Linked DNA regions of Mus musculus: regions 1 and 3 are each linked to region 2. The links are chromatin loops, found by intact Hi-C in ENCODE. Cell type or tissue: left cerebral cortex. All regions are shown on one strand.

Region 1 (8,000 bases), 69 kb after region 2:
ACAGAACATCCCTGCTCCTTGACCTGGGTACATCTAAGTGTTGAAAGACAATGGTGTCATGTTCTCCCTGAAGACATCACTTACCGGGGCTCATTCATCAAGCACCTTGCCACCAGGGCTACCTCAACCTGGAGACATCTCAAGTGTTGTCACCTCTCCAGCCTCCAGAAAGTTCTCATAGTCACAGCACATGGTAGGTCCCACAGCCAGGATGGCTAGAAGGACCATGGGCTAGCATGCCCATACACAGTTTCAACAGGTTTCAAGAGCAGAGGCCACACAGCTGCTAAAATGTTTGGTCCTGACAAGCCATCCCTGTGAAAGACGGGTCTCAGGGTTCATCTGTCTGCTGGAGCCAGTGGACTGGCTGCTCCTGGGCTAGGACCAGCTTCAGCCTTACCTCAGAATCCCACAGCAGGGCTGCAGAAATGGCATTCACTGGACGAATTTGGACCAGGCAGATGGTGCCTTTCCATTTATCCCACAAGAACCTTTGCCATGGTACAATGTAGTCGTGGGCAGAGGTCAGTAGCAATTTCCCGAGAGACTGGGGTATGATATGGGGTATGGTGTTTGTTTGCTTCCAATTTGTTAGGAACAGGGCAGCGTTGTGTGTTTTCAGTCAGGGCCAGTATGCAGTATGAGCAAAACCGCAGAGTGAAGATGCCCATCTCTACTCTGAAAAGCCCCTCTCCTGAGGTGTCAGAGAATAATTAGGGCTAACCAGTGAGGCCTGGACCTGATTGTCACCTAACAGGTCATGAGATCAAGGATGCTTTTGTGATCTCTCCCCGACTCCTGCCATCCCACCCTACCTCCCAGATCAAGCTAGGCAAGCTCTTTGGGGGTGGCTTGGGACTTCACATGAATGCGGGAGTCTCCAGCTAAGCCCGATCACCATAAAGGCAGGCTCAGAGGAGGTGTCCCCGTGGTCCCAGCCTCAGTACCTGTGGTGCATGTGGCACTGCAGGGCTCATGGGATGAGAGCTTCCACCGGTACATGTCAGCTGGGCTCACACCTTGCTTGCGTGCCTTGGGTCTGGTCCTGAAACACGGTCAAACAGAGCGTGGTGAGAAAGCTGGGTGCTTATAGGCTTAGTCTGCCTCTAAGACACACTCCCCTTAAAGACACATTTTCCTGGGCTCCAGCAAGTACCCTCCATGTAAACCAGGGCTCCACCCTTTGGAACAGAAAAGGAGACATACATGTTGGCCATGAGCAGACGTGGGTACTTCTCATTTCAGGTACTAGAGACTCTGCATTGAGGCACCCTGTTCTTTCAGAGGAACGCTGAGCAATGGGGAACTCACCAGTGTTCTAACTGCTCTTTCAACATCCACCAGCTTCTCACTCCGTCTTCTCGCACACGCTAGCAGATTCCTTCTTCCCACCCCAGAAGGAATCTCAGAAAGCCCTTAGGGCCTGAGCGCTTCCAGAATTTTCCCCAGCTGCCTCCCTCAGTTGGGTTTCTGATGAATGGGGACACCAGCCACTCAGCTTCCAAATTTCAAACTCACAAAGCCCAGCTGCAGGAGGGAGAGTGGCCTCGTCCCCACACTGCATTGCAGCTCAGGTCCACGATGGCTGCACAGGCCAGCTGACGGGAAGAGGCACGCTGGGGGCTGGCCAGCTAACAGCTCTGGTTCTTGGCCAGAAGCCAAGTATTGTTAGGACTGTTAGCTTCTTTGAACCAGCCTCAACACCCTCTGTGCAGGCTATGCGGGACTCTGCAGGGGGAGGAAGCCGCTGCTGCACTGTTATCTCCACCCAGGTTATCTGCTTCAAGACCTGGCCACTCAAATAAGAACACAGTCTCTGAGTCTCATAACCCCTGGGAGCCAAGAAGAGCAGTTGAGGAGGCAGCCCATCACTATCACCATCACCATCACCATCACCACAGCTCCCTTGGGCTGCATAGCCCAGCTCTTCTTTCTTTGGAACTAAAAGGGGCTACCTAAGGGCGGTGCAGTACCACCTTTCACAGGACTTAAATGGACCAGACTCTTTCCTGGGGACCACAGTCACTCGAGAACTGTGGATGTTATAGGCCATTACATTCTAAAAGCCATTCAGTGTGAATCTATGGTAGAGACATCTGTAAGGACTGTTAGTCAAGTGGGTAAGAATTGCGCCTGCATTTGGCTCAGATTGGCTCTTGTCTCCCGAGAGAGTGCTCTGGAGACGAACACTACCCTGCTGTCCTGATAGCACGTCACGCTCTGAGAACCCAGGAAATGATCTACCCACAGGAGCCTCAGTCATGAGTTTACTGATGTGACTCCATGAATTCTCAAGGGGAGGGTGGGGGCAGGAAAGGAGGGAGGCTAGGGCCTGGGCCACCTCTCCTGGGCCTCAAACTGGTCCTTAAGCCAGGCTCTGTGCAGGGAAAGCTCTGCCTTCTTCTCTGCTTATAAACAAAGCTTCAACACTGAGGGGAGGGGAAGGGCGTCTCAAAGCAAAAGATCCTAGCCCTGAGCTCCCAGTGGGACCCACTCACAGCACCAACTGAGGGTGGGCCAAACCCCTCAGGGGGAGAAAACTGGGGAGAAGAGTTTATCCTTTAAGGCTCGACCCAGATAACACTGGAGCTGCCTGGGCCCCTGACACTGCCTTGAGCAGCCTTAAATTCCTCCCAAAAAAACAAAAAGAGAGAAGATGTGCTTGGTGTGGAAGCCTCCATCTTTATATAATTACACACTTCTCAGCCACAGCCTGCATGACTCATCCCTGACTCAAGAGCTAGCCGCCAGGTTCAAAATAACCCTTTGGATTTTAAGCTCTAAAGGTATTTCTGGAGGGGCTGTCTACACCCACTCTCCGGCACGTGTGGGGTGCTGGGTGCTGCTTAGATCACAGTGCGTACCTATCAGGTTTTCTTGCTGGAAGGTGCACCAAAAGTGCCACACCCTGGAAACCATCACCACCCCAATATGGAAGAGCCCTTTCCTCAGCGGTGATGGTTTCTGAGACACCGGTGGCCACTTTTCTGGGTTCTTGCCCAGTGCCTGGCGGGACACAGGCTCCTGAAATCCCCAGAGAGCAGAGCTCTGAAATGACTGTTTGTTTATAAATGAACCAGAAATTCTCTTCCTACCACCCTCCAGGCTTCAGAGTGTGCCTTTGCATCCCAGACGCCTGATCCCAAAGTGTCTGGTGACAGCCCCTCCCGGGATTGTTTGAAGCCTCTCTAGAAGATGAAAATAGCCCTTCCTTTCTAGGCTGTCCCTTTGATTTCACCGGCTCCCGGAGCAGACTTGACTTCCTATGTTTGGACAACACTCGGAGATGTGGCTATTTCGGCTTGGTAGTTTCCCCCATGGCCTCCCTCAGCCCATTATCTCCCCAGACCATCTTTGGTCCCCACCAGCAGCATCCTTTGATGGCAGTCGGTTGGGCATCTCACTGAGCTGCACTTTTCTGAGTGCTGACAACCTGTTTTAATGACTTGACTCTAGGAATCCAGTCTGTCCCACAGGGCTAAGGGGGCAAGGGAAAGAACAGATGGACGCTTTGGAATGTGGCTTAGGGATTCTGGACTATGTGGCTGCTAGTCCCTTCTCAGCTCCTTCCCAAGAGCCTAACACTCATGGTAGTTGTGAGCACTCCCTGCTCTATGCATAAAAAACGTTGAGTCCATCCCAGCATCAGAAGTCTGTTAGCAACATGGTTCCCATTTAGGACATTTAGATCTGGGGACATTTGGACTGTCAACCTTTTAGAAAGATACGTAACAATCCAGACTCACAACCTCATGTCAGATTCACTTACCCGTGCTTTCCCACTTATCTCCAGGCTCCTGGCCCTTCTAGCTAGATCCCTCTACAATGACTCCTACTCCATAGGGCAGTAAGATAGGGCAAGGAGAAGTGCCTCTTACCTTGCCTTGTGAGTCCTGTTCCCAGCCAAGTTGGGGGGGCTGGCACTGGTGTTGGGGAATGGGGCCTCAGAGGAGGTGTTGATCCTGTCACTGCTCAGCTCCAGGTAAGACCCATTGATCAAGTAGGCAGCAGGCCCCTCATTCTCCTCATAATCCACATAGAGGCTCTCAGCTGGGGAGCTTCTGGGAGCACCCTGGGCAAAGATGCTATTCATGGTCTCATTGAGTGAGAACTCTTCTGATTCAGAGCCTGTGCCCAAGAGCTGGTCGGAGATGGTGTTGGCTGAGAGAAGCTCGTGGGAGGTGAAATGGGCACTGATCTCCCGGTCATCCTTGTCCGCGGAGAAAGCTCTCCCAGTGGCATTGTGGTCTGCAGAGAGACAGGTGTTTCAACAGCCATGCTGCTCTTGTGTTGATTGTCCCTCCTACTCCCACACATTCCTGTGTGTGACAGGTGAGTTACATGAACAGGATGAATTCATGGGGCAGGGAAAAAGCAGGAGTCCCCAGATTCTTCTCCATAAGACACCAATATCATCGAATGATAGGAAACCCAATGATCACTGCAGACGGTTTGGCAGTGTCCCCAAAGCCCAGGCTCGGCTGGAAGTTCTGCATCAGATCTGGTTTGGAAAGAGGATCTTTATAGGCTCATGAAATAATATAACCTGGATTTAGGTTGAATCTTAAATGACTGGTGCGTGGCTAGGAAGAGAGAACACAGACACGTAAACCTCAAAAAGTCCAGCACAGGAAAGAAGTATGTGTGAGGCAACACACCCAGGACCCCCAGCAACATCCATTAGGCCCAGTGCTACCCAAGTGAGCCACAGGGTAGAAGAGCTGGCAGATCACTTCCTCTCTCTAAGCCCATCTCTTCCATCAGACTCAGACAGCCATATATGGTTCACCCTCAGCAAATGTGGGGTCTGCATCCTAAGAATCAGAGGGTGAAGGGTCCAAATATTTTGAAAAAGAATTTCATGCTGTCTGGGTCTGGTGGCGTACAGCTTTAATCCTAGCACTGGGAAGGCAAAGGCAGAGACAGATGGATGTCTTATGAATTTGAGACCAGTCTGGTTTACACAGCAAGTTCTAGTCTCACAGAAGGAGGAGAAGGAAGGGGAAGAGGAGGAGAAGAAAGAGAAGAAGGAGGAGGAGGAGGAGGAGGAGGAGGAGGAAGACTTATATCTATATTAAGCAGATTTTGACAGTTAATATTGATTGTCAACTTAACAGGCTCTAGAGTCACCAAGGCGACAAGCTTTCTACACTTGTCTATGAGGAGTTATCTAGATTAGGTCAATTGAGACAGTGAACACCAGCTTCCTTTCTCTCCCTCTGCTTCCTGACTGCAGGTGCAACGTGACCCACTGCCTTAAGCTCCTGCCGCCATGATGGAAAGTATCTCCTGGGATTGGGAGCCAAAATAAAACCTCCCCTCCTTCCTGGGGTTGCTTAGTCGGCATTTTGTCAAATCAACGAGAGAAGTATCTAACCCACTGATATACCAGTTCCATCCTGTGTCACCTTGCATTGACTTAAAGTCAATTGCTACCCACAGTACACACACACTGCATCTAGTACTGGGGTCAGCTCTGATGATCAATGCAGGTTCTCTGCAAACACAGCACAGTATACAGGGATTTGAGTAGCTAAGAAGCTGAGAATTTGGGTGTTCAAGAGCACCCTATAGCCAATCTGCAGAACTATGGCTGTATAGCTCTGACTTCACACTCTGCCTGCCCAGAGAGATGTGCAAGCAACTGAAATTCTCCTTAGCCTCTTCTGCAGACTTCAAAGAAGACCAACACTTCTCACTTGAGGCCTCTGCCCCTGCGGAGCCCAGGCCTTTCCCATACCCACTCTTCCTCTTTCTCACCTTGGAAACCCTTGCCCCTGGGAGGTCCCTCACAGACCCCACCGCTGGCTTGCTTGCACACCTCGTTGGACTCCTGGCCTCTGCTTGGACCTAGCTCCACCTCAGGGGCTGGAGGCTGAAACAGCTGGCTGTTCAGGCCCAGCCTCTCTGAGGAGGTCTGGCGGTAGAGTGAGCCATTGTGCTGCATGAAGCCCAGCAGCCTGGCACTGTCCAGCTCCTGCCGCTCGGTGCTCTCTGTGCTCTGGGAGGCTGCCTCAGAGAAGCTGTAATAGACAGGCGGCAGGTGGTGCATGTGAGGTGACTGCAGCAAGGTGTACTCGAAGGTGATAGAGGGGCTTTTGCCGTTCTGGTTCCACACCTGGGAAAGGAGAAGAAGTGAGACCCGGCTCCTGTCCTCTCTCCTTCTTAACACCCAAAAACCCTTGAGACCAAACAGCCCTGGGTACATTTCCCAAGGAATCACACCTGATCCAAGAATGTGGCCTCATGCAAATGTCCTAGGACGGCTGTGCCTTGAGACTGTGAGTGAGGCACACCAAAATGGGGAGAGGGGTAGGTCACTTTGAGAGCAGAAAATGGGGGACACACTGCATGTCACTGCCATCATGGGCCAGACATCCTAATAGCACTGGTCTCATTTTATCTACCCAGGACTTCAAGGGCCTCCAATGAGGGATCAAAATTCAGACCATGCCCCTGTCCAGGACAGCATTGAAGGGTCACCTGGTCATGAAGCTACTAGGAGATAATCAAGGCCTTTACAGAGACCACAAGTGACCTCTCCCCTAGACAGACTTCAGTGCCTTTGTTCAAAGTCACTTCCCTAAGATCTGGAAGCTGACAGTAGTGGATTTGGTGCAGGACTAACTACTCATGGGGCCATAGAGCTGCCTAGCTAGAGCACAGAGCGCAACAAGGCCCTGGAGGGTGGCAATGAACAACCCACAGAAATCTAAACAAAGCCAAGACAAGCCATAGCAGGATACCAGATAGAGAATGAGTACCATCCAGATGACATCTCAAGGGTGTCTAAGGACAGGATCAGGGACTATGGAAGGCACTTCACTGGAGCAAGATGACAAAGAGAGCCGACACCATTTCAGGCTAAGCAAATGACTGCAGGTGTGGTCAAGAAACTCTGATGCTTAAAGCTTCAGGACAGAGAAGGCAGAAGAGAAGAATGAGCCTGGGTCAGCTTCTCACCCTGCTAGGTCTGCTCCACCAGACAGAGTTAGGCTGCAGCAGTGGGACCCACTTCACAGAGAGATTTGGGTCGAGATAATTGGAAATGGTGAAATCTCAACAGCTAATGAAGCCTTAGGAGAGATGCACATAGACAGCTTCCCTTCCTAAACGTGCCCTTCCTCTGGGCCTTGCCTAGTCTCTCCTGACCACCAGACCAATATATCTGGTAAGGTTATGTCCTTTAGCCACCAGGGAAATCCTAGAGAATAGACAGTTGTTCCTGGGCCTTCAGGAGAATTGCAGCCCACCAGGAGCACCCTTACACTCTGGAACAACATGCTGGCCTGCTAACAGGGAGGGTAGAGCGAATGAGGCTCACACTGAGTGCAAATGCAAGAGGGGTAATTCAAGAGCAGGCAACTCACTGGTGACCACTTCTACCAGGAAGCCCCAGAACATTCTGCTCACAGGTGGGTGGCTGAGCAACACTGATGACATTTAGAAAGACAGTGTGGGACACCCTCCCATGGCAGGGCTGGTGGTAAGGGGTGATGGCAAGTTCTGGACTCCCCGGCAGCTGTAGATATGAGCAGGCCCTAGATTGATAAAGGTGAGCAACAGAAAACAGTAACAGAGGGGCTGGGTAGGTGACTCAGTGGTGGTAAGCACACTTGCTGTTCAAGCAAATTCAAAACCCCAGCACCCATATAAAACCTGCGTGCTTCTACAACACAACTTTTGAGGCACTGGAGCTTGCTAGGCAACCACCCGAACTGAGGTGATGAGCCTCAGGCTCAGTGAGGGACCCTGTCTCAAGAGACAGGCTAGTGAGGACAGCCCCTGAAGTTTTCTTGTGGCCTCCCAATGTGTTCACACCTCTCTCTCTTTCTCTCTCTCTCTCTCTCTCTCTCTCTCACTCTCTCTCTCTCTCTCTCTCTCTCTCTCTCTCTCTTACAGTATCTCAAGTGACAGACACAGAGTCACAGGAAACAGAAAAAGAAACACCCCACACACACCTTGGAAGTAGACACATGGGCTAAAAGGGTCCTTCTTGA
Region 2 (8,000 bases):
CACAGGTGACAAAGGGCCTCTTGAAGAGCAGGGACAGGCCATCTCGAGTCCTCTGTGCCTGGAGCAGCTGGTAGTCTTGCTGGGAATCCAGATGGATCTGCCCTTTCCGGTCACTCCAGGCATCCTACAGAGACAGGCTCAGGGTCTGAGCAGGAAGGAGCCCCTACCCAGGTGGAGCACATATCTCTATTAGAGATCACAGCCGCTACCCCGAGTGAGTCACCAGCTCCACAGAACACCCAGCAGGGCTAGGAAGCTGCTGATCGTTGCTCCCGTTGGATTTTATCTGTCTCATTCTTTTTCAGTGTTGGGATCAAACCCAGGGCCCAGTGTATGTAAGGGCAGCAGGCCTCCCTTGAACCAAGTTTTCTAGCCCCCCATATTTACACCCCATTCTGTTGCCTATCCTACCTGAAGCTGTACCCCAAATCAGCTTCCTTTCAACCTACCACATGTAAGCTGGGTGCCTGAGACGCCCAGAGACAGTTAGCCATACAGCAGAGCTTAGAGTGAGACCTGAAGAAGTGTACTGCATTGTTAAGGTGAACATGGCTTCCCACAGGACTGCACACTAGGATTAGACATTTGAGACTAGAGCCTTGAACCTACACAGATGATGATGGAGCCAGAGTGGAAAGAGGCAGAGTAGCATTTAAGGTGGCACTCACTCACCCAGGTGTGTGCCCCATGCTTGCATAAAATTGAGAGCAAACGCTGCCTTCAATACTGTACCCTAGGAATCTCTTACTCTAGGCTAGCCTTGCCTGGAGAGATTAAACTGAGGTCTGGGTTGGGGAGGCTGCCTCAGCTGCATTGGCAGCAAGCGTGAGCATTTCCCCAGAATAGTTCCTAGAGCCGAGATCCAGGTCTCCCTGCCTTCCCCTGCAGGGCTCCAGGCCAGGGTAAGGGAAGCAGGCTGGGGTGGCATCTACCAAGTGGGTTCATGACCATCACAGGCCTCTGTTGTGAGGATTGTTGGGGCTGTTTCTACTTAGTCCTACCTCCAGGGCTATCACAGCTTAGGAAAGCAAAGCCTGCAAGAAATTAGCAACATTTCCTCTAGGGACAGCCTCATGGTGGGGCTCCTGTTGGGGTTGCTGCTGACTCACAGCAGGACCAGCCAGGCAGTTGGCATTGCTGCTGGGAAGCTACAGTGCAGACCTGAGCATACTGCTGCCTAAAGAACTCCGTTTCTGATGTCTGTGTTCAAAGGAATTCATTGTGCAAACAAACCTGCCAGGGGTGGAAAAGGCCCCCTTGGTGGAAGCTGCAGCTTGAAAAAGCTGCACCCCGAAGGGGGAAAGGAATGTCAGCCCCACTGGGACCCAACAAGTCTCTTCTGTCTCCCACACACCTCAGACAGACTGTGATTCCAGAGCCACTGTACAGCCAGCCCTGCTCTGTCACCCTGCCTGACAGTTCTGAGCCAATGCCTGGCCTCACTGTGAAACAGGGAGAGTGGCTGCTGCCATGCTCAGCTCAAGAGAGCATCTCCTAGTCAGGTTTAGTAGCTCACACCTATAATCCCAACACTGGGGAAGCTGAGGCAGGAGGATTAACACAAAGCTGAGGCTAGCCTAGTATGAAGAAGAAACATGATCGGATAAAGAAACCATCTCTTCTCTTGTAGATGCAGAGTTAGATTCTATCCCGAAGAGGCCCTGATGGTCCATCCCTCTGTAGAGGTAGGAGGACAAAGAGTAGAACCACAGAGGATATGTGTGGGTATCTATCCTCCGTCTACTGATCCCTGTAGCTTGTAGGGGCCCTGAAGGATGCTCCGGTCTGTAGGAGATTTCCTGTTTGCTACCCTAGCATGCAGATGTTCAGGTAGCTTTTGAACAGAAGGAACCAGAGGCATTCTGTTGGCCTGGGCTCAGCTTGTGTGGTGAGGATGGGGTTGTCCCACACCCGGGTTGCAGTGGTATCTGTGTCTACCTTTACCATCATTGAGTATAGCACAGAAGGCGTGTTTCTGTGTCCCAAGCTGGTGTGCATACTGCCTGCTCTATTCAGCCATATGCCACCTGGCCCACAACAGGTGCACATGTACTGGTAGTGTGGCATGGAGTTGCTATTTGTAAAACTGGAGGATATGCAGGGTCTCTACTCATGTGTGTGTGGGTGGGTGGGGACTCATGGCATGTGGGTCCTCCATCTGCCCTTACTGTCCTTAGGATTGCTGCAACCATTATTTGGGGGTGTAGTCAAGGATTTCAAGGAGAGACTACTTACTGTTCCATTCTCTAGTGAGTGTCCTTATGACGCTGAAGGGCTTAATTCAGATTAGTGACATCAAACACAGAAGCAGTAGGCAAGCTTTCTTTGCTGACTGTAGAGCAGGGCTGTATGAAGCTAGCCAGCTTGTGTGTGTGTGTGTGGGGGGGGTATGGACGTGAGGACAAGACAGAAAGATGGCAGAGGACTCACCGCAAAGTAGGCCCTGTCCCCATCAGTCCAGAGCATGATGAGATCTGCGTTCTCCATCTCTCCTCGATCTGACATTCCAAACAGGACCCCAGCCCTCAGCCCTTGCACCTGGAGCTGGAAGTGGATGATCTCCTGGACATAGCTGACGTTCCATGAGAGCTCTAAAATCCCTTCGGGGTCCAGGGGGATGTGGTAGGGGAAGGGGCTCTCTGGAGGCTCCGAGCCCCGCAGTGCAGCCACCAGGATGACCAGGAAGATGGCCACAGCAGTGCCGTACATGGAAGCCGCCTCACGGACACTGGGGCTTGGGAGGCTGCTCCAACAAGGCTGGTGGCTGAGATGAGCTTGCATGGCAGGGATGAGCACCCCAACCCCACTCTGCCATTTATGCCTGTCCAGTGGGGTTGGGCCAGGCTGCACCTAATCACATTTGTCTGGTGGGGAATTGAATTGTCTTGGTGGCCCTCCCACCAGTCCATGCCCTGGGGCAAACACATCTCCCCTAATTGGCACTAATGACACATGGACATCTTCAGGAGAATCGAAGCAGAGTGGCTGATGTCCTCCAACAAATCTCTGACGCCTGTTGGAAACAGCTACTCTCTGCAGACATAGGTCCTAAGGACACCTCCAGCCACGCCCTGCGGAGGGCCTCATAGGCAGCCAGATACCAGGTCCTCTCCACCTGCTCCAACTGAGGTCTAAGGGGCTCTTTCCTGAGTGACAGTGAGTGGTGGGTTCCTGGCTCTTGTTTTTAACAATACTGGGGGGTGGATAAGTTTCAAACTAAAAATAAAAGGCAGTCCCCAAATAGTCCGTGTTTAGACACTCTCTCCAAGGCCGGCTGTTCCCACTTTTTCTCCTGTTTCCCCACGGGCTCCAGCTGGCGCCACGGCTGCTACAGAAGGAGTGGGTGCAGAGACAGCAGGGCAGGCAGAAAGGGGTGAATGGGCTCTCGTGGCTGTAGGGACAGTACTTAGGGGAAAGGAGGGTGGGGGACATACCTGTTCCCATCTCCCTGAAGCTCTCAAACCCAGGGCTTCCTCTTGCTTCTCAGGTCAGCTGTACCCAGCGCTGTCCCTCCCAAACCTGCCATAGGGCCCCTGCACAGGTTGGCCTTCCTATTGCTCAGCCCTGTCTGTCTCATGATGAGAACCAGTACTGTCCATACCTCCAACACCAGGAAATTCTACTTGGTCTGCTGCTTGTATCCAAAGCCATCCACCTCTGTACCTCACTGTGACTATAGGTCCCTCCAACCTAGTTGTGAGTCCTTCTCTCCTTCCTTCTCTCCCTCTTTTTCTTCCTGCTTCTTTCTCAGAAACACAGTAGCCCAGCCTGAGCCTCTGGCCAGCAAGGCCGATTCTTCACTGAGCTCTGTTCTACAGAGGAAACGGGACCTCAGTCCTGCACACAGGTGAGATCTCCAGATAGTCCCAACTCTGCTCTGGAAAGCAGATAGGCAGAATGACCAGGGCTAATGGGCACATTGTTCTGCACAAGCTAGGACAAGAGTCACAGGCTCTGAGTGGGGTGTGGCTTAGCTAGCCACATCCTGGTTTTCAATGAGCTCTTAGGGCCACCTGGGGCAGCGAGGGCCAGGTCGGTTCCTAAGAAGGGTAGGGCTGCTGAGCAGGAGTCTGACTGCAGCAAGTAGTGTCCCTTTCCTGGATCCAGCCTGAGAGCAACAGTTGCGCTCGATGCTCAGAGGAGAAGCATGGTTCTTAGTAAACAGCAGAGTGACACACACACACACACACACACACACACACACACACACACACACATTTATTTTTAACAGATTCAAAAAGCACTCCCGTTCTGCAGCTAGGAACAAGGCTGGAACGCTGGCAGAAGTGATTCAGCCAACTTCAGAAGTAACAATTACCCAGTCTTCGTAGTTACCAGGGGAGGGAAGCAGGCCTGCCTGCTTTGCTGGCTTTGAGAGACCAGCCTGTGGTTGTCCCCATCTGACACACAAGGAGATAGAACCACACAGAGGGGAAGATGGGTTCCCAGGGTCACGCAGCCATCTGTGGTAGGGCAGGGCAGGGTAGGGCACAGACAAGACAGCATTCAGGGACCCCAAAATGGGTTTTCTTAGCAACATAAGGGGTAGGAGTGTACCCTGACAGCCAAGATCAGGAAAATCCCACAGGAGTCATGAGGATGGGCTGACCAGAACTAAAATCTGGAAAAAACCCCAGATGTTGAGGCAGAGCCAGCAGGGCCCATGGGCATCTATAGCTAGCCTTTCTATGTATGTATTGTATGCATGTATGTATGTATGTATGTATGCTTGTATGTATGTGTGTATGCGTGTATGCATGCATGTATGTATGTATGCTTCTATGCTTGTATGCATGTATGTATGTGTATATGTATGTATGTATGTATATATATATATATGTGTGTGTGTATGTGTGTGTGTGTGTGTGTGTATGTATAAATAAAATTTTTGACACAGATCCTCACTATGTAGAGCAGGCTGGCCTTGAACTCACAGAGATCTGTCTGCTTGCCTCTGCCTCCTGTCTGTTGGATTTAAAAGTTTGTGCCATCACACCCAGGCCTGGGTGCTGGGAATTTGAATTCGGGTCCTCGTGCTCATGAGCAAGCATTTTAACTGCCTGAGCCATCTCCCCAGCCCTTACATTTCAGTGTTGCCTTTTTAATTTATTTATTGTTGTTATCATTGTCTGCCCTTCCTCTTATTAATCTTGTAGCGGACTGATCTGACCCTGGACAGGGAACAGTGGTCAGCTATCCTGTCTGTGTTTCACCTCCTTGTAGTGTTTGGGAGGTCCAGGGCGCGGGGTGTTGTCCTTCCTTCTCTCCTGCTCTTGCCTGCACCCCCACCCTGGTGACTCTGCTAGGGTTTGACTATGTCAGCTGCCTTCCCAGGGTGGGCTGGGGGTGGCACCCAGGACGTCACTGTCACCATGTCAGGAAATAGACTCGGTGTGCTGCTAAATGCCTGGCTTCGCTCCAAGCCTCATCGATGACGGCTGACCTCATTTAGAACCAATTTCAGTGTTTTAATAAGCCCCTTGCCTTCCCGAATTTCTCTGATGCTGGAAGCCTTTGGGAGCTGTAATCCCCCATGGGCTCTGCCACGTGAGGCCATCTGTGGCTACGTCCTGACTGTGGGCGGTGACAACCAGCAGTGTAGCTACTGGAGTGAGGGCATGGAAGCTGGCCTGGGCAGCTGATGCAGACTAGGCAGGGCAGACAGCTCCGCAGCAGGGCCACAGGACTCCCAGCCTGAAGCCGAGCTCCTACGGTCTTCCTTGGGACAGATCAATATCAACCTTGTGACAGGCAACATGTCTCCTTGGGGAGTTGTCTTCTGTCCCCTCAGCCTAAGCCCAGTGGCTGTGATTGAAGGTTGAAAAGGCGCGTTCTCCCGAGGACAAGTCCCAGGATGAAGCAGGATGGATCCATGACGTATGTCTGTGCTTTAGGAAGGAAAGCACCAGGAAAAGCGGCCATGAAAGAATCTGCAGGATGGACATCATTGGAGCCCACTCCAGGAGTGCTGAAACCCACAGAAGGATCCAGGGCCAGGAAGACAATCTCTACAAGCAAGGCCATGTGTGGGGGGTGTCCAGCAATCCCATGTGAACCTGAGCGGGTCACCATGCATAAGCCTTCAAGTGTGAGTGACCCACACCCTTGATGTCTCCTTCAGGGGCCATCTCTTCTGAGTGTGCTGAGTAATGAGAAGGTGAAGGGGGAGGCAGCCTCCCCCCACCACCACATATAACATACCACACACATACATCCACATACGCCACACATACACCTCATATACCCCACACACCATACATACCACACACACCACACATAACACACACACATCACATACACAATACACACACAGCACACATACACATCACACACATACATAAACCATACACTACACACACATATCCCCCTACACCCACACATATATACATACCACACACAACACTAACAAATTGTTTTCCCTCTTTTTGAGGCCACACAGCACGTGGAGGTCAACAGTCATCTCAGCGATCACCAACTCTACAGCAGTCTTTCACCCACTGCCAACCCAAATCTGCCAGTCTAAAGAGGTGAAGCTTATCCCCCAAGGATATCCCTGCTGCAACTGTACTGGCATGATTCCACAGGAGCTGGGTGGCCAAGGCCAGAAGAGTACCAGAGAGGCATGTGACCACCCTCAAGGTGCTTCCTGGTTCCCAAGGTGTCATGGGATTGACATCATGTTCCAATGGCTGTATCCAATAGCAGGGATAGGTAAGGTCACAGAGGATAGGGATTTTAGGTGTGGTTTAGTAGAGTGTAGGTATATGGATATGTATGTTTGCATGTGTATGTGGGGGGGGCGATGCATATGCATGGGTATGTGGGGGGGACGATGCATATGCATGGGTATGTGAGGGGGGCGATGCATATGCATGGGTATGTGGAAACCAGAGAACAATCTCAGATATTCTTTCTCAGGTGCCAGGAACCATTTGGTTGTTGTTTTTGAGACAGGGTCTCTCACTGGCTTGGAGTCACCAAGTAGCTAGGCTGGCTGGCCAGTGACCCACAGAGATCCACCTGCTTCTGCTTGAACTCCAACATTAGGGGTATGTGCCACCATGCTACATAACAGTGGGTTCTGGGGACTGAACCCATGTCCTCAAACTTATACAGGAAAGACTTTACCAGGCGTGCCACTCTTCAGACCAGGCTGAGGATCTTGAAGGGAGAGATAGTCCTAGGTCATCCCAGTGAACCCAGAAGAGGAAGGGAAGCCCTGGAATAGGGTATGGGAGGCTCAGGGTCAGTGTGGATGTAGCAATGGAAGCAAGGTCTAGAAGAGACATCACTGACTCGATGCTTAAAGATGACCCAAGCCAGGTAATATGACAACCTCTAGATGAGGAAGAGTTGGGCTCTCTTGAGGCCCAGGACAAGCTTGTTCTCAGAACTGCATGTTTGAGGGTGCACTGCAGTGACCAGCAAGGTCACATGTACTCCAACCTGGCCCCATTTCCCCAGACTTTGTTCCTCTTCCAACTCAGTCAGCATGATCAGCACTAAGCACCTTCAGGTCAGGCTAGAAACAGACACTGGGTAAGGACTGATACATAAGATGGTTATGTGAAAGACAACCCCAGGTATGGAGAGAGAGAGGCCAAGAGATGAGTAAACAGTATGGTTGTGAGCGGTTTCCCAAGGGCAACTAGACAGGACGAGTGCACCCCAAAACTATCACACAGATAACAAAGAACCAGTTTACACCCTCCCCAGTGAAAGAAGGCACAGGCATCGATGTCCAGGTGCTTGTCTACAGGAAGCCTGAGGAGTGAGGAACTGTGGGTACCACGGATGACCCTGGAGAGGACCCATGAGAGGGAAGTGAGTGGGGGTGTCCTGGGCACTTGCTCAGCACACAGAAGGAACCTGCTCAGGACTGCTGTCACAGTTATAACCTCTTGTGCTCTCTGTTAGGTCTGCAGCCCTGGATCTTCCCTAGATGACAAAGTGTGTGCTTGTGTGTTGACCCTGGCTCTCCTTGTTGGTCAAAGCCACAT
Region 3 (8,000 bases), 60 kb before region 2:
GGGGCTTTAGGCCAAGTGGAGAGACAGATGTCCTGAAAGCAGCCTCCGGGTGGTGGAGATAGCTCAGGTGGTGCAGTGTTTGCATGTAAGCATGAAGAGCCCACATATAAAAATGGGCCTTGTGCCTCAGTGATCCCAGCACTGGGGAGGCAGAGACAGGAGGGTCCTAGCCTAGTCAGTGAGCTTCAGGTTCAATGAAAAACCCTCTCTCATAACACAAGGTGGATGGCATGTGGGAACTTCCAAGGTTGTTCTCTGTCCTCCACACAGATGTGCACACACACACACACACACACACACACACACACACACACACGGACAGATGGACGGATGGACATGGGTGTCTGCCCCAGGGCTGCAGCAGTGCAGGAGGTGGGGTCTGGGTGGTAGAGGGCATGGTGAGTATGTACAGGCATGTATCAGAGCAGCCAGGCTGAGCATAGAGAGAGACAGACATCTCACCACAGTCTTCTTGGGATACCATCTCTGTTTTCTGGAAGACTCAAGATCAAGTTGTCCCTGACATGGTTCCTGACTAAAGCCTTATTGGCTGCAGACAACCACTGTCTTGCTATGTCCTCTTTAGAGCACAGCACATCCCAGCAGGTCCTTCTCTGGACTGGCACTCTGGGATTGGGACCCACTCTTTGATCTTATTTAACCCCAATGCTCTCCCTATAGGCTCAGTCTCTGGACTATGAGACTAGTGGTTTGGGCTTCAGTATATGTGCTGCTGGGGGGCAGGCACAGCTCAGCACATGGCAGCTCATTCTCTAGATTATGGATTCTTGTGAGGCAAGGGCGCTGTGGGAGCTCTGGGGAGGAGCAGCTACCTGCTTCCTTGAGCACTCTTGGGTATGAGTGGTAGGTGCCCTGGCTCCGTATCCTGTGTGGTGTCTGGCCTTGTGTGATGGGCTCTCTCTGTCTTCACCAGGAGCTGCTTGGACAAGGCTGTGTGTTTCAAGAGCGACAGGGATGGGAACGGCCGGGATGGTTCAACCCCCAGGAAACAGCTCAGGTGAGCAAAGACTCTTGGCCACCGGTTTATGTAACTGGGAGGCCCTGGGCCTCTCATACCCCTTTCCATCTCAGCATCCTCCCAGCCACCCAAGTCAGGCTGATCCAGTGTGCCTCAGGCTGTGGCGACAGGTCAGTTGTCCGCACCCAGGAAGCTGAGAGAGTCCTGAGCACCTCAGCGGTAAGACTCCTTTAAAGGCTTGCTTGCAGTGGCCCGGCTTTCCACACCCACATGGGCACGCCCTGGATGCCAGCACAGACTCACAGTGTGGACAGACTGGAGGATCCCCCTGAGGAGGAATGCAGGCCCTTTCACACACTGTTCGAGAATGTATATTTGGCAACACCAACTGTTAGCTGCTGTTAGTGGGAGGAACTGTGCCTCAGTGTTTCAGTTTATCCACTGAACCATCCCACACGCTGGCCTCTGGGATGCTGTAGGGGTCTCCCCAGAGCTTCCTAGGAACAGCCCCTGAGAGCAGACTACAGAGGCTTTGAGGCCCACTTGTGTGCAAATTAACCCTTTCCTGCAGATCAGCCCCATCGCGTTACAGCGTGACCCTCATCCGGCTTCTCAGTTAGCCAGGTCCACGACTCACTGCAGGGCAAACTCAGGGCCTCAGTAACAGGGCCTTTTCTCTCACTGGTCCTGGAGGCAGAGTCGGCAGGGTGGGCTCAGAGCCTCAGTCCTGGAGGTCTTAGGCAAGGAGAGGTACTTAGTGGGATGGGAAGCCTCGTGATCCTCCAGTGAGAAGACTTTATATCCTACCCAGGAGCCAGTCTGGAAAACCTTGTAGAGTTAAAGCAGATGGATATTCCTTCTAGGGCCTCAGAGACCAGGGGAAGTATGTTTGGCTGGAGAAGGAGAGATACTGGGGAGGGCCTCAAAGATGTCATGGCTGACAGGGGCACTGGGCATAACAGGTTAACTAAGGTAGATCCCCGGTTCCCGGAGTTCAGCTCTTATCCCTGAAAGGTGAGTGAAGCCTACAGTTAGAGTTGCAGCTGTGGAAGAAGAGATTCATAGATTCTTTATTCACCTCTGCAGTGGGGAGGAAGCCACTCAGAGCCTGAGGTCACAGAGGAGGGGGACAGGGAAGGCATCTGACCCATGTGACAGATCTCAGGGGATGGTGGGACAGTAGAGAGGAGCCAGACACTTGTGCCTTCTCAGAGTTTCTTAGGAACAGTCACAGATACCAGTCATACCTGCCTAGCTTCATGCCCTGGCTTCTTAGCTTGGTCTAAACCTTGGGGCGAATTTAACCACCTGGAATTCAGATTCCCCCATCTGAAGAATGGGTGGCCCTCCTTGGGAGTTTATGTGGGCCCTTTGAGTGGGGATTTCATGACACCATCTCTGTGGTGGCTCCTACCCACACTTTCACCCTTCCCCTGATGTCCCAGCATCAGGCGGAAGTACTCACAGTTGCCCAAGTTCCTCTCCAGCTCACTTGGTATCTAGGCTTTTCTCTATCCTCCAGTCAGAACCAGTAAGGCAGGGATTAAGCTGTTATCTGAACAGGCACCTTTGTGTTACCTGATCCATTAAAATCCACTAACTGTTCCCCGAGGGAGCTTTATGGAGGACAGGACCAGGCCTGTGTCATGTTCTTCCTAGTATCTGCTTGTGGAGGGAGGAGAGAGAAGGGAGGGAGTGTGTGAGATGTTGTTCTTACTGTTGTGCCCAAATGGCCACAGGATACAGTTAAGGAAGGGGGCCTCTATATCAGCAGGGCAAAGCGTCATAGTAGGGAAGACATGGTGGTAGGAACGGAGGCGGCTGGTCATATTGTGTCTTCAGATAGGACGTGGGGAGCAGAAAGGAAGTGGGACTGGGCTATAAAGTCTCAACCTTCCATCTTCCCCCAAACAGCATCACCAGATGAGGACCAAGTGCTCACTTGTGAGCCTGTGGGAGACATTTTACCTTCAAGCTACAACAGGGAGGGAAGAGGAAGGCAGAGTGAAAGATGGCCTCATTTTCTGTAACAGGTCCTTGACTACGACTACTACGGGGCCTACGGAAACCAGGCACACAAGGACTACACCTACAGCAGGTTGCTAGGCGATGAGTACACCTTCGACTTCCCACCCCACCACCACATGGTAAGCAGCCTGAGCTGGGCCCACAGCTGCCTTCTGTCCCTCCTGTACGGGCCTCTGCTGAGCTGTGTGCGCATGCAGTGTGTGTGTGTGTGTGTGTGTGTGTGTGTGTGTGGTCATTTCTGCACGCACATGTGGGGGGGTTGCTTTCTGAGGGGCTTCTGCTTGCTACAAGTTCACAACCTCTCTAGCTAGCAGTTTTGTGGGAACAATGTAATGTTTTTCTTTCCCTCTCTACTCTGCACTATAATTTTGCCAGCAGTCAGGGTCCTTCAGTATTGCTGCTGGAGGGCAGCAAAAGGTAGGATTGAGGCCGCTGGCTCGGGTAGCTGTCTTTTAAGGTTTCTTTCTTTCTTTCTTTCTTTCTTTCTTTCTTTCTTTCTTTCTTTCTTTTTTTTTTTTTTTTTGAGACAGGGTTTCTCTGTATAGCCCTGGCTGTCCTGGAACTCACTTTGTAGACCAGGCTGGCCTCTCTTTTAAGGTTTCTATTGATAAAACACAATGACCCAAAGCAACCTGAGGGAAGGGGCTATTCCAGCTTTCAGCCTGTAGTCCATCATGAAGGTCAGTAACTCAAGGCAGGAAGCTGGAGGCAGGAACATTAGCAGAGGCCATGGAGGGACAAACCTTACTGGTTCACTCCTTACACCTTACTTAGTCTGCTTTCTTATACAATTTAGGGCCACCTACCATGGGTGGCACAGCACAGCCCTCTCTGAGCTAGGCTTTGCTATATCCATCGTTAATCAAGAAAATGTCCTACAAGTTTGTTTATAGGCAACCTGAATGGAGATATTTTATCAACCAAGGTTTTTCTTCCCAGATAACTCTGGAGTAGGTCTAGAACAAGGTGGGCTTGCCGGCCCTGTGCGCAAGGCCACTGGAAGGACAAAGCAGAAGAAACCAGGGCTGGGATGATGGCAACATTAGAATCTGTTCATTGGCTCAAAAAGTGGGCAGGTGAAGCTGGCCAGGCAGTTTGTGGTCCTCCCCCAATATGCTTGGTTCTCTGCCTATGAGTTTTGAGGTGCTGAGTCTTAGGGGCCAGGCATCCCTGCAGCAGCGTGTGTCCCACAGGCAGCTCACACAGACTGAGCAATGGTAATGTCCATACCACGTCTCCCAGCTCCTTTGAGAATTAAAGTTGTCTCTGGGCATGTATGTCACTATGCCGGAGGCACCTGTGATCCCATGCATGTGATGTCTCACTGTGCATCTTAGGTAGGTGCAGAACCAAGCTCTCAACCTGGCCCTAGACTGTGGGCAAAGCATCAGGAAGATATCAGGCAGGGACTGCCATCAGGCCCCTCACAGTCAAAGTCACTGGTATCTCTGTCTCTCCAGACTCAAATAGCATGTTGTGGCCAATGCTGAAGGCAAAGGCCCATTTGTTCCCATCACTCTCCCCTAAGGTTCTGTGACAAGCAGATATTAAAGCAGATCAGAGCTCTCTGAGGTGGTTGCAAAAGTCAGGAGCTCCACAGAGCAAAGCAGTTGCAGGGCCAGCTCGGTGCTCGGTCCTCACAACCCCCTCAAGGGTGTACATGGCTACGTCTGGCACCTCGGCACCTGCAGCTTCTACAGCCTGTGGGACTCCTGGCCCTGGAGGGTGTGGAAGCTTGGGGAAGATGCCAATTTGGCTTAGCAGCTCCATCCAGCCTCCGCAACTGCACCAGAGACAGTCCCTGCGCATGAAACACACACTTGTTCTCCACATTGGCAGCTTCCCCAGCCAGGCAGACAGCGAGTGTCAGCCTGGGGAACTGTTTGGGTTTGGGTCAGCAGCTCTCACAGTGCCAGAAAAGACACCTCAAAGCCTGGTGGACAGGGAGCGATCCTTAATGATGTCTGGAGAGAGGCAGAAGAGCTGGGGCCTCAGGAGGCAGCATGTTGTGCCAAGGTCTGGCGTTTGCCCAGAAGCCAGTTGCAAGGTCTAAAAGGCTGGCTTCTATGCCCAGCTCAGCCATGGGTGTGGCACTGGAGACCTCCACTGTCACCCTTGTGATGAGGAGCTCTTTGTGGCCATGCTAGGAGAATTTCTGAGGCTTTTTCCTGTACTGCTATGAACTCCGGAGCCCTGGGGATACCAAGAGTTGGTAGCAGCCATCTCACTACTGATGAACAGAAGAAGACAGGTCCAGCTTCCAGACACAGTGGCTGTCCAGCCCATAGCAGTGGCTCCCACCACCGCTATCTGTGCCCTCAGTAATGAAAGTAAGGTTGGCACAGCTGAGCGGTGCCTCAGAGGAGGCAGCGAGAGGTGTGTACTCCTTTTCGTTGTTAACAGCTTTATTGAGACATAATTTCCACAGCACCCAGTTCATCTATATGAAAGCTTTCCATTCACTGTACCCAGCAAGTTCTTGGGGGCAATGTCATTTCTCCACAAGGAAGCCCCACAGTCACCAGGAGTCACCCCCACTCTATCCCCAACACAGGATCACTAAGGGACCCTGTCTCGAGAGGAAAAGATGGAAATTGATAGCTTAAGACACCCAATGTCCTCTGGCCCCCGCAACTGCATATTGGCACAGCCCATACATGTACATGCACCATGCCCACATACAAGCCTAAAATAAATACATATCCTGGATGCGAGTCCCTTATTTGATTGATGCGGAGTTCATAAGAGTTTCTCCCATTCCCTTTTTGCTGTCATTATGGAACCATTTGCAACACAAACTAATTCTTTTGTGTAAATGTATTAGGTTTTGATGATGTACAATTCATCTCTCAGTCTTGTGTGGCATATGCCTTCAGCATCATGTCTAAGAGTTGGCTGGGCCTCCCCCCCCCCCCACACACACACATTTCTGGGTTTTCTTCTAAGGGTTTGTCATTTGTCTGGAGTCTTGTGCATGGCACAATGAAGTGTTTAAATGTGATTGTTTTGCGTGTGGGCATCCATTTGCTGAGAGGACTCAGTATCCCCATGGAATTCTCCTGGGGTTCTCATAGAAAAAAAACCAATCTCCGCCAACACCATCAGGGAGATTTCCAGACAGGGCTCTGCTCCACTAGGACACACCTCCATTACCAGCTCAGCCCGACACTGTTTTGTCTGCTGTATTTTTTTTTCTTTCCCCAGCAAATGTTGGCTATTATGTCTACTGTGGTCCCCCTCCCCCTGCCCCAACAAGTGCTGGAATCAGGCAGTGAGACTGCATCAACTTGGTTCTTCCTTTTAAAGATTGTTTAGCATAGTCTGTGAATTCCATGTGAATTTTAGTGTGACCTAACCTCCTGCAAAGGACCCAGCTGAGGCTGTGGTAGGGACTGGGTCCGATCTATAGATCAACCTAAGTGTGTGGTCACTTTGCCACACACTTATGGTATCTTCCCATTGGTTTGGGTCATTTTTTTTTTCAAAAACATTCTTCCTAGGGCCTGAGGAGATGGCTCAGTCAGTAATGGGCTTGATGTGCAAGCGTGAGGAGCTGAGGACATAAAAAGTCAGGTACTGGAGAGGCAGAGACAGGAGGATACTGACCCAGCCAGCCTAGCCAATCAGCAAGCTTCAGTGTCAGTGAGGGACGCTGTCTCAGGAAGTAACACAGAGAGCAACTGAGGGAAACACTAGTTGTCAACCCATGGTCTCCACACGCACACACACGCGTGCACACACACACACACACACACACACACACGCGCGCGCGCGCGCGCGCGCGCACACACACACACTTAACTTTTTATAATAAGAACTTTGCATTTCTGCTGACAAGCTTACTTTATTTATTTTTATTGCTTTGGGGGCTATGAAGAAAGAATGGCTCTTTTGGTTTCCCTGAGGACTGCTCCATGTTAATGCACAGACCTGTAGTAGGTTTTGTATAGTGGCTGTCTTTCCTTTTGCTTTTGCTTACTTTCTCTCTGGTTTCTTGAAGAGGAAGGCTGCATCTCTAGCTTGGACTTCTGGTCCTCCTGCCTCTACCTCCCTACTTCTGTGCTCCCATTCCTGGTTTTTAGGGCAATTCTTTTGAACGACAGAGTATACTTCTGACTTGGTGCCCAGTGTCCTCTGTGTGCTTTCTGTTCTAGAGAACAGTGTGCTGTGGTGGCCCCTGAGCTGGGATGACTGAGACTGGGAGGGCAGTGGTAAGGAGGTTCTGGGCAGATGTGTCAGGAAAGGTCCAGCCCCATGTCCTCAGGGGCAGAATCCCACAAAGCCTGTCCTCCACTGGGCCTTCCAGATCCAGAAGGAATGTCTGGCCTGCAGAGGGGCTGCTGCTGTGTTCAACATGTCTTACTTTGGGAAGTTCTACCTGCTCGGGGTGGACGCCAGGAAGGCTGCAGACTGGCTCTTCTCAGCAGATGTCAACCGACCCCCAGGTACTGGGCCCAGGGTGGGATGATGGAGCAGGCAGGCAGCCTGCTGTTCTTCCCCTGGGTCTAACCAGTCTACTGTCTGCCCCTCTATGCCCTGTCACCAACCCCAAACCCAGCGTCTTTCCCCTTTTCCATCCTTTCTTCTTTCCCCTTCCTGGACCCCTTCCCCTTTTGCTCACAGAAGGGAGGCAGGGCCACAAGTACTTGGAGATGCCTCCTGACACCCGAGCCCTGTCACTTCCCCCCTACTATCGTGGTGCTTTCCCTGCATGGTTGCCAGAATTAAAAATCCATAATGCGCCGGGCGGTGGTGGCGCATGCCTTTAATCCCAGCACTTGAGAGGCAGAGGTAGGCGGATTTCTGAGTTCGAAGCCAGCCTGGTCTACAAAGTGAGTTCCAGGACAGCCAGGGCTATACAGAGAAACCCTGTCTCAAAATCCATAATGCTTAGTTAAAATGTAATCTCGCGTAAATAATGAACACTTTTTGTTGTGGTGTATCCTGTGAAATATTTGGGATAATCAACTTTTTTTTGTCACCCGCCCACCCC

Evidence for each region. Peaks named below come from ENCODE experiments on the same cell type or tissue, not always from the same donor. Only the 100,000 strongest peaks of a DNase experiment are listed, where the experiment ranks them.
Region 1: a loop joins it to region 2, with 8 times the contacts of the local background. A loop is called at or near these places in 2 of 42 quality-filtered maps.
Region 3: a loop joins it to region 2, with 4 times the contacts of the local background. A loop is called at or near these places in 6 of 42 quality-filtered maps.

Annotation. Positions count from the first base shown.
Region 1 is chr2:27,091,651-27,099,650 of GRCm38, reverse strand. It overlaps Adamtsl2 (ADAMTS-like 2), which reads right to left. Exons shown (of 19, transcript NM_029981.2): 10 at 5,761-6,118; 11 at 3,879-4,248; 12 at 948-1,045. Among named protein-coding and RNA genes, the nearest start is that of Gm36882, 7.1 kb to the left of the region's middle. In left cerebral cortex, no CTCF peak of the experiment used is centred here; DNase peaks (open chromatin) are centred at 1,593, 2,224, 2,785, 3,090 and 1 more place; H3K27ac peaks cover 3,622 bases.
Region 2 is chr2:27,160,297-27,168,296 of GRCm38, reverse strand. Dbh (dopamine beta hydroxylase) reads right to left here and starts at 2,790. Exons shown (of 12, transcript NM_138942.3): 1 at 2,431-2,790; 2 at 1-124. The coding sequence starts at 2,781. Dbhos (dopamine beta hydroxylase, opposite strand) reads left to right here and starts at 5,594. Exons shown (of 7, transcript NR_040524.1): 1 at 5,594-6,088; 2 at 6,440-6,711; 3 at 6,919-7,049; 4 at 7,918-8,000. In left cerebral cortex, a CTCF peak has its summit at 1,044; DNase peaks (open chromatin) are centred at 3,300, 3,811, 4,255, 5,415 and 3 more places; H3K27ac peaks cover 2,422 bases.
Region 3 is chr2:27,220,095-27,228,094 of GRCm38, reverse strand. It overlaps Sardh (sarcosine dehydrogenase), which reads left to right. Exons shown (of 21, transcript NM_138665.2): 12 at 935-1,018; 13 at 3,013-3,126; 14 at 7,314-7,452. Among named protein-coding and RNA genes, the nearest start is that of Sardh, 23 kb to the left of the region's middle. In left cerebral cortex, no CTCF peak of the experiment used is centred here; DNase peaks (open chromatin) are centred at 1,327, 3,070 and 4,781; H3K27ac peaks cover 961 bases.